3 separate regions of the Homo sapiens genome follow, and all the other regions are linked to region 2. A link is a contact called in ENCODE Hi-C or POLR2A ChIA-PET data. All regions are on one chromosome and are shown on one strand. The core of a region is the stretch at or near the end of the contact, and the rest is flanking DNA. Distances in the headings are between cores, read along the strand shown.

Region 1 (2,700 bases), core at 15-2,514, 300 kb after region 2:
GAGGCCCAGGCGGCAGGATCGCTTGAGGCCAGGAGTTCTTGGCTACACTGAGCCGAGATCCCGCTACTGCACTCCAGTCTGTCAGATCCTGTATGGAAAAAAAAAAAAAAAGACAAAATAGTTAAACTATGCCTTTAATTCAATAAACTATTAAACTAACAATACCATGAAGAAAATCAGAATAAAGAAGAAAGATAGGCTGACGCAGGAGAATCGCTGGAACGGTGAGGCGGAGGTTGCGTGAACCGAGATCGCGCCACTGCACTCCAGCCTGGCGACAGAGTGAGACTCCAAAAAAGAAAAAAAAAAAAAAAAAAAAAAGAAAGATAGGCTGGGCCCGGTGGCTCAGGCCTGTAATCCCAGCGCTTTGGGAGGCCGAGGCGGATGGATCACCTGAGGTCGGGAGTATTCGGCACCAGCCTGACCAACATGGTGAAACCCCGTCTCTACTAAAAATACAAAATTAGCCGGGTGTGGTGGCGAATGCCTGTAATCCCAGCTACTCAGGAGGCTGAGGCAGGAGAATCGCTTGAACCTGGGAGGCGGAGGTTGCGGTGAGGCGAGATCGCGTCACTGCACTCCAGCCTGGGCAACAAGAGCGAAACTCGGTCTGAAAAAAGAAGAAGAAGGAGAAGGAGAAGAAGACTATCTGGGTTCCATCAACGATTCTCGTGCCTTTTGTCTTTAAACTTTGGTGCTGCCTTCATCAAAATCATACTAATGAAATTCGACGCGCGGGTCATTCATTTAATTAAAATGAAACCCCAAATCTGTTGACTATTGGTATCCTCATGACACTGTTCTATAATGTGACAGAAAAGACGAAGGTGAAGAACTATGGTTTCGGCCGCTGTTACACAGGAGGTAGCAGGTGGCAGGCCGTTTACACAAATTAGCTCGTTTTTGGAGACGAAGTTACCCCAGGCTGCCCGCTCGGATGAGCCTGCGAATTCAGGCCCAACCCAGGCCCCTCCAGGTCGGGAAGGTACGAAGAGCCCGCTGGATTCACACAGGGCAGGGGCGCCTTCGCAGGTGCGAGTGGATTCTGGGTATCGCGAGCGTAGGCCCAGGCGCAGCCCCTCTGCCTGCGGGACTGAACAGGCAGGTGCGTCCCAGCGGCCGGGCGGGCCGGGTCTCCCTCCTGCGGGCAGGCGCCGCGCTGCGGGGCGCGGCTGGCGGAGCGGGGCAGCCGGGCGCAGCGCCCCCTGGGCCTGAAGACTGGCGGGCGGCGGGGGCGCGCGCAGGCCGGCGGGGGCGCGCCGCGCTGCGAGGCCTGCGCGCCAGGCTGCGGGAGCCATGCGGCGATCGAGGAGCTCTGCGGCCGCCAAGCTGCGCGGGCAGAAGCGGTCCGGGGCCTCCGCGGCCCCCGCGGCCTCCGCGGCCGCTGCCTTGGCACCCAGCGCCACCCGCACACGGCGCTCCGCTAGCCAGGCCGGGAGCAAGAGCCAGGCGGTGGAGAAGCCGCCGTCGGAGAAGCCGCGGCTGAGGCGCTCGTCGCCGCGGGCCCAGGAGGAGGGCCCGGGGGAGCCGCCGCCGCCTGAGCTGGCGTTGCTCCCGCCACCGCCGCCGCCGCCGCCGACTCCCGCGACCCCGACGTCCTCGGCGTCCAACCTGGACCTGGGCGAGCAGCGGGAGCGCTGGGAGACGTTCCAGAAGCGGCAGAAGCTTACCTCCGAGGGTGCCGCCAAGCTCCTGCTAGACACCTTGTGAGTGCGGCGGGCCGGGGGGCGCGGGAGCCGTTGCCACGCGGACCCCCTCGGCAGGAGTCGGGCTCGCAGCCCGCGTGCAGGCCTTGGGCGCCTTTCAGCTCTGAGCCTTCCACGTTACGGAGCCGACGCGGCTCCCCCGTTAGCACTGGGGTTATTCCTTAATTCTAAGGGCGGCGGGGCGGGGCGGTGCTTCTAGGGCTGTGTGGCCTGGGAATGGAAAGGGGGCTTCGTCCGGAGCTTGAGGGCGCGCGCAGCCGTCTTGGGACACAAAGAGTCTTTCCCGGCCATAAGCATCGTGCTCGGGGACGTTGTCTCTTGCTGGCGCGCAAAGGGTGTGGGGGCCTTTCTTAGTGAAAAGAACATAAATCCCACGGCTTTCTCTTACCCGAATCCCCTTTTTTTTTGTGTTTGCACACGTGTTTTTGAGGGTGGGTGGAAGGGAAAGGTAGAAGCGTTGAAGGAAGCATGAATAGTTTTGAACTCACTGGGAAGCAAAATCCCGTCATTGTTCCAGGCACTGCCAGGGAGGGAGCAGGGGGCGGAGGTTATTGATCCGGGAGAGAAGCGCGCGCGAAGAGATGCTCCGGCCTCGCGCGGCGGCGGGGATACCTACGTAGGGAGGCTTTTATGTGCTCAGCCAGCTAATGCTCCCTGCCGCTCGCCCTCCTGGCTGCTCCGCAGTCTTTTAGATGGCCCGAGGAGCATCTCGAGTGTCCGCGATTTGGGAAAGAGCTTTTAACTGGGCTGTTAAAGGGCTGCCTTCTTTTCTCCAAATGCGATCTGGATTCCTGCCTCGGGGAACAGTTGTGCTACAGAGAGATATTTTAACGCCCTGATATTATATTTCAGTGTCAATTTTACGAATTAAAAAGAACAATCAAAACACTAGGGGGAAAAAACCGACAAGAATAACCTAGCAATTGCATAACCTGAGAATTACTTCTTTTCTTGAACATGTTCCTTTGAGCTTCTTGCGGAAGAAATTCTCTTA
Region 2 (3,006 bases), core at 56-2,555:
GTAGAAGTAATAATCTACCCTAAATATTGTGTTAAACATTTTTTTTTAATAGTTTAACGAAATGTGTATGTTTCTCTAAACTTTCCTGGTGGCTTATTTTACATTCTGTTGTTTGTTGATAATGTTTTTAATTCCATCTATCATGTCCTTAAACATTTTAAATGTAATAATTTTAAATTTTTAATCAAATGAGCTCTGCCTCTGAAGTTTTGGGGGATATATTTCTGCCGTTTATTGTTTGTGCTGATTTTCAGTCACAGTGTCTTATTTTATTATTTGTTTTGTAATGTTTAAGTTTTGGACTTCTGTTTGGCTCATCTTCATCTGTGGGGAATGTGAGGGAACTGGGATCTCCAAAAGACATTTGCTTAGTTTCTAATTTCAGAGTGTATTGAATAAATATTTTGAGTAATCTTTTTCACTGGAAATTTCGTTTTATTCCAGTCCTCCTGTGAATATCCTGTTGTTTTGATTACTCTTCAATGCCACTCTCCTTAGAAGATGTACCTCATTCCGTGTGCATTTCGATATGTGGAAGTGTGTTGGGAGGTGGGGTCCCAAATTATTCATTCATTCTTCCTTCGTTTCATTCAGTATGCAAGCAGTCTCCTAAGTAGGCACTCTGAGTGATAAACTCCATGAGATGTAGTTTCTATCCTCAAAAAATACCGCCTTTGGTAGGGATAAAGTAAATAGACCTTAATATAGCTCTTGGACGAGCAGCCCTTGAATAAGTGGTCAAATAAATTTGTTGCAAATAAATACTTTCAGTCATTGTGTTTTAAGAATTATCATTTGTATGCATTGAGGAGAACTTCTACAGCTATTTGTCTTCAGAAAGGTTTTTTCTTTGTATTTCGAAGAATTTTGGCCTTAAAATTTCCAGCTTATTTTCAGACATTCATATCCATTCTACTTAATTGGCATTATAGTCATCAATTGTTGTCTCTTCCAACTCTGAGGGAATTGTCATAAAGGGAATTGTTCAGAAATATGTGTTTCCAAGCACTTGTTCACATATTTGTCTGGATCACATCTATCTGTTCTCTCGACGGCTTTCTTTAGTCGCACCTAAATGTTCCAAGACAAGGGTTGTGTCATTATTTGTATCTCTAGTGCTATTGCTTTTGACACATAGTCAAGGCTTCTCAACAGAAGTGTATCCAATTGGAATTTTTTCTCACCCTCGAAGAGCCAATTCCTTCACTAACGCAGACAAAAGGGGCGGGGGGCTCAGGCGCTGAGGATTCTGGGCACTGTAGTTCCGACGCTCCGGCTGCGCAGGCGCAATGCCCTGCCTGGAGGCCGGCACCGCCGAGCCGCCGCCATTGCTGGAAGCGTTCCCGCCCTGCTCTGCGAGTTCCCTCAGTTGTCCTCAGTTCGGCCGCCAGGTACTCGTTGTCCCGGGCGCCTGGCCTCGGTTGCCCGCCGCCCCTCCCTTGGCGCTTGGCTCCCGGCGGCGTCCGGGGCGTGGCCGTTCCCTCTAGAGCCCCTGTCCCTGAGCGGACCCGCCCACTCCTGAGAGGCGATTGGGGCTGGGCCTCCTTCCCGAGTGTGGGTTCAGTCTCCAGCTGGCCTCCCTCACAGGTAGGGCCGCGTGCCCTATGCGGCCTCCTAGTCCGGGTCCAAACCCGGGAACCCCCTCCCTGCGGGCCTGGCGGCGCTGGGGTTAAAAAGAGCCGGGCGCAGGGCGCAGGGAGTCGAGTAGGGCGGGCGGGCCCCTGACCCGACTTTCCCGGTCTTCCCAGCCCCGCGCCTTGCAGGCCCTGAGGAGGGCATACCCGAAGTGGGTAGAGGAGAGCAGTTAGGGAAAGAAGGCGAGGTTGGCAGGAGCATATCCGCTCTGGCTTCTGAACTGGCAGGGATGGAACTAGGTTCCACATCGGGGGACCTGCGCTACTCAGTAACCGAGGCAGCTTTTCCTGAAATGTCACATTTCAAATACTGTAATCACCTTTTAATCACTTGTCACTCCCTGACATGACAATGGTATTATTGCATTGGTTGGGAAATGCTGGACTGGTACATGGCGCTGAGATTCTCAGCAAAAACATGGACCCTTCATTATTTCTAAATAACTGCACTGGCCAAGGAAGCAAAACAAGTAAAGTTTCTCCTTAAGTCTCTGGATACGTTTGCAATAGTTGGAAAGACAGAGCTTGTAAATAGGGAAATTATAACTGGGGAATAGTGGCCTAGATATCTTCTGCATAATGACAAAGGGGACAGTAGAAACATATAAGGTGGCTACTGTCATGTACTAATAGCTGATTCGTTGTGCTCAAGTGACTTGCCTGTGGTCACAGTTTTACGGTAGCCAAAGCAGGGTTAGAACCTGGGGATGTGGCCAGCCACTCTGGGATTTTATTCCTATTCCACACTCCTATGTATAGGTAGATACTTCTTCTTGTCTGCTTGGAGAGTACAGAAAAGCAGAAAGAAGGGTAAACATCACAGCCCCAGGTCTCAGAGGTCTCAGTAGAGTTTTGGGTTACTCAGTCTTTTTTTCTATGCATTACATTTGCACAATTGAGATCAAGCTGAATATATTAAATGTTAAATATTGTTTATTCTAATTATAAAATAAAACAAGGGATTTATTGTAGTTTGGTTGTTAAACATATGTTACGAGCATAATCTACATAATCTACATAAAGTATTGCCAAAGAGTTTATTAATATTTACAAATATTTTAAAAATGATGACTCAGCTCACTCTTGATAAATGTTAAAGATGCAGAAAACCATTACTCTAGACCTTCGGAATTGAAAATGCCTTATGTTGCTCTTTGTAGGTCTGCTTTAGTGTTCGGGGGTTGCGGGATGGGGCAATATTCTTGGCTCATTTTTTTTCTTTGCAACCTTGTAAAACTTGGGGGTCAGTGTATGGGCTTGGGAGGGAGAGTCAGTTTTCAAGCTCTCTGAAGTAATATGCAACATCATATATGCATGTGCATTATTTTGTGGACAAGGTCAGATTCTCAGATGGGTCCGTACCCCCCCAAAA
Region 3 (2,700 bases), core at 138-2,637, 270 kb after region 2:
GGGGGGGATGCCTTCTTTATCTTGGATCTTGGCCTTCACATTTTCGATGGTGTCACTGGGCTCCACCTCCAGAGTGATGGTCTTGCCGGTCAGGGTCTTCACGAAGATCTGCATACCACCTCTCAGACGCAGGACCAGGTGCAGGGTCGACTCCTTCTGGATGTTGTAGTCAGAAAGAGTGCGGCCATCTTCCAGCTGCTTGCCTGCAAAGATGAGCCTCTGCTGGTCGGGAGGGATGCCTTCTTTATCCTGGATCTTGGCCTTCACATTTTCGATGGTGTCACTGGGCTCCACTTCCAGGGTGATGGTCTTGCCGGTCAGGGTCTTCACGAAGATCTGCATACCACCTCTCAGACGCAGGACCAGGTGCAGGGTCGACTCCTTCTGGATGTTGTAGTCAGAAAGAGTACGGCCATCTTCCAGCTGCTTGCCTGCAAAGATGAGCCTCTGCTGGTCGGGGGGAATGCCTTCCTTATCCTGGATCTTGGCCTTCACATTTTCGATGGTGTCACTGGGCTCCACCTCAAGGGTGATGGTCTTGCCGGTAAGGGTTTTCACGAAGATCTGCATTTTGACCTAGTTTAAAAGTAAAACATAAGCGTGTCACCTCAGGATCATTGTATTTCTTGCTTTTACACCTAATATTCTTCAAAATTAGCAACTATTCCTTCAAAATGCCTTAAATACGTTAATATTCCGCAAGCCTCCCCTCAATTTTACAAGGCTAAGTCACTTAATACGAAATTCGTCATTCAAGGTTTCAACGTCAACAGCGGAAAATCCAGAGCGCTCTCTTACCAAGCGTCCACAGCTTTCCCCACTAACTGTTCCGGATATTCAAACTCCCCCGACCGAACTCCAATCTGCCTCAAACCTAAGCACGGTGTTAGGCAAACTGAAAACAAAACCAAACCCACAAGACTCGCGAAATAAAAATCCCATTGAAACACAAGAAGGGGCACCTTTCTCACACTGGGATTCCAAAGTAAAGGCTTCCAGAAACCACACAAACTACCTCTTTTCCGCCTTCCCCGCGAAGTAAACTCGACAGAATCGCCGATCGGTTAGGCGTCCGTTAGTTTCCGTCAACGCGCGCGCGCGCCAACCGCCCTCGCCCCCCTCAGGTCAACAAGGCCCACTGTCCCGGAAAGGCCCAGCGCCGCGTCACCTCGCCCTCCCCTCCCCCACGCCCTCCCCTCAGCGGCCCACCCAACCCCAAGAAGCCTCCACCTTGACCTCACCCATTCCCCCCTCTCACACCCCCCCAAGGTCGTTACGGCTGCGGGCCAGTACCTGTTAGCGGATACCAGGATCCTGCCAATCACCAACCACGTCCACCCACAGGGACACAAACAAGCTCACCCAACAAAGCCAACCGCCCCTAAATGCTCCGGGCTGGCGGAGCGCAAATTTATGCAACGAGTGTTGCGTCACTTATCACCCCTCACGTAGACGCCGTCTCCGTGCGCCGCTGAAAGTAGTTCGCCGCGCCCAACCTCCCGAGAGGCAGTTTAGGCTTTTCAACTGAGCCCCAAATTCCTCATAGCCGTAAGAAAGGCTCCTAAAAAATTATTTCCCTTCTCCTCTATGCGCTTCTCTTCCTTCTTTAGGAAAATATAAGAAAATTATCAGGCGGATGAATTTGAGTTGAAGAAACCTTCCTCGAAAGCTCTGGAAACTTCCTTGCAGCGCCGGCACTGATTGGTTAGGCCTGCGAAGGCGAGGTCGGCGCTGATTGGTGGGGGACGCGGTGGCTCTGTTGTTGCTGGGCTCCACCTGGGGTGGCTTAGCGCCGAGGTTGCTAAGTAACTGAGCGCGCGTGCGCCGCACAGGCGCGCCGTCCTGAAAGAGGGTATTTCCGGCGGGAGAAGGAGGGGGGGTCTTTCCTTTTTTTTCTTGAGACGGAGTTTCGCTCTTGTTTCCCAGGCTGGAGTGCAATGGCGCGATCTCGGCTCATCGCAACCTCCGCCTCCCGGGTTCAAGCGATTCTCCTGCCTCAGCCTCCCAAGTAGCTGGGATTACAGGCATGCGCCACCACGTCCGGCTAATTTTTTGTATTTTTAGTAGAGACGGGGGTTTCACCATGTTTGTCAGGCTGGTCTCGAACTCCTGACCTCAGGTAATCCACCCGCCTCGGCCTGCCAAAGTGGGCCGCCGCGCCTCAGAAGCGGGACGGCGTGGCACCCGATATCGAGACACCTGATGGTGATTGTGAAGCACAATTCCCTCTCCCATGTTTTAAAAACGCGCGCCCCTGGCCGGGCGCGGAGGCTCACGCCTGTAATCCCAGCACTTTGGGAGGCCGAGGCGGGTGGATCATGAGGTCAGGGGTTCAAGACCAGCCTGGCCAAGGTGGTGAAACCCCGTCTCTACTAAAAATACAAAAAAATTAGCCGGGCGTGGTGGCGGGCGCCTGTAATCCCAGCTACTTGGGAGGCTGAGGCAGATAATTGCTTGAACCTAGGAGGCAGAGATTGCAGTGGGCCGAGAATGTGCCACTGCATTCCAGTCTGGCGACAGAGTGAGACTCTGTCTCAACAAACAGACAAACAAAAAACACGAGCCCCTCATACACTGGCCAGTTGTTTTTGCTTTTTTGTGACAAAGTCTGGCTGTGTCCCCAGGCTGGTGTGCAGTGGTGTGATCACCGTTCACTGCAGCCTTGACCTCCAGGGCTCAAGTTATCCTGCCACCTCAGCC

The links. Hi-C counts contacts between places; a loop is a spot of excess contacts on that map. ChIA-PET counts read pairs that join two places held with the same protein, here RNA polymerase II (POLR2A). Pooled maps may share reads with other maps.
Region 1: a loop to region 2 is called in a pooled map, with 4 times the contacts of the local background. The contact joins the promoter of CENPV here to the promoter of ZNF624 in region 2. A Hi-C loop is called at or near these places in 2 of 37 single-sample maps with no recorded cell type and 7 of 50 pooled maps. POLR2A ChIA-PET finds 5 or more read pairs at or near these places in 1 of 52 experiments (activated T-cell).
Region 3: a loop to region 2 is called in a map of naive thymus-derived CD4-positive, alpha-beta T cell, with 23 times the contacts of the local background. The contact joins the promoter of UBB here to the promoter of ZNF624 in region 2. A Hi-C loop is called at or near these places in 1 of 168 maps with a recorded cell type or tissue (naive thymus-derived CD4-positive, alpha-beta T cell), 1 of 37 single-sample maps with no recorded cell type and 11 of 50 pooled maps. POLR2A ChIA-PET finds 5 or more read pairs at or near these places in 2 of 52 experiments (A549 and activated B cell).

The regions. Positions count from the first base shown.
Region 1 is chr17:16,352,033-16,354,732 of GRCh38, reverse strand. CENPV (centromere protein V) reads left to right here and starts at 1,264. Exons shown (of 5, transcript NM_181716.3): 1 at 1,264-1,706. The coding sequence starts at 1,297. RefSeq lists silencers at 1,055-1,204, 1,265-1,874.
Region 2 is chr17:16,652,149-16,655,154 of GRCh38, reverse strand. ZNF624 (zinc finger protein 624) reads left to right here and starts at 1,305. Exons shown (of 6, transcript NM_020787.4): 1 at 1,305-1,391. It overlaps LOC124903934 (a long non-coding RNA gene), which reads right to left and starts at 1,263. Exons shown (of 4, transcript XR_007065639.1): 1 at 1,185-1,263; 2 at 1-1,071. RefSeq lists a silencer at 1,396-1,595 and an enhancer at 1,551-2,061.
Region 3 is chr17:16,379,778-16,382,477 of GRCh38, reverse strand. UBB (ubiquitin B) reads right to left here and starts at 1,387. Exons shown (of 2, transcript NM_018955.4): 1 at 1,294-1,387; 2 at 1-576. The coding sequence starts at 570. RefSeq lists an enhancer at 1,408-1,687.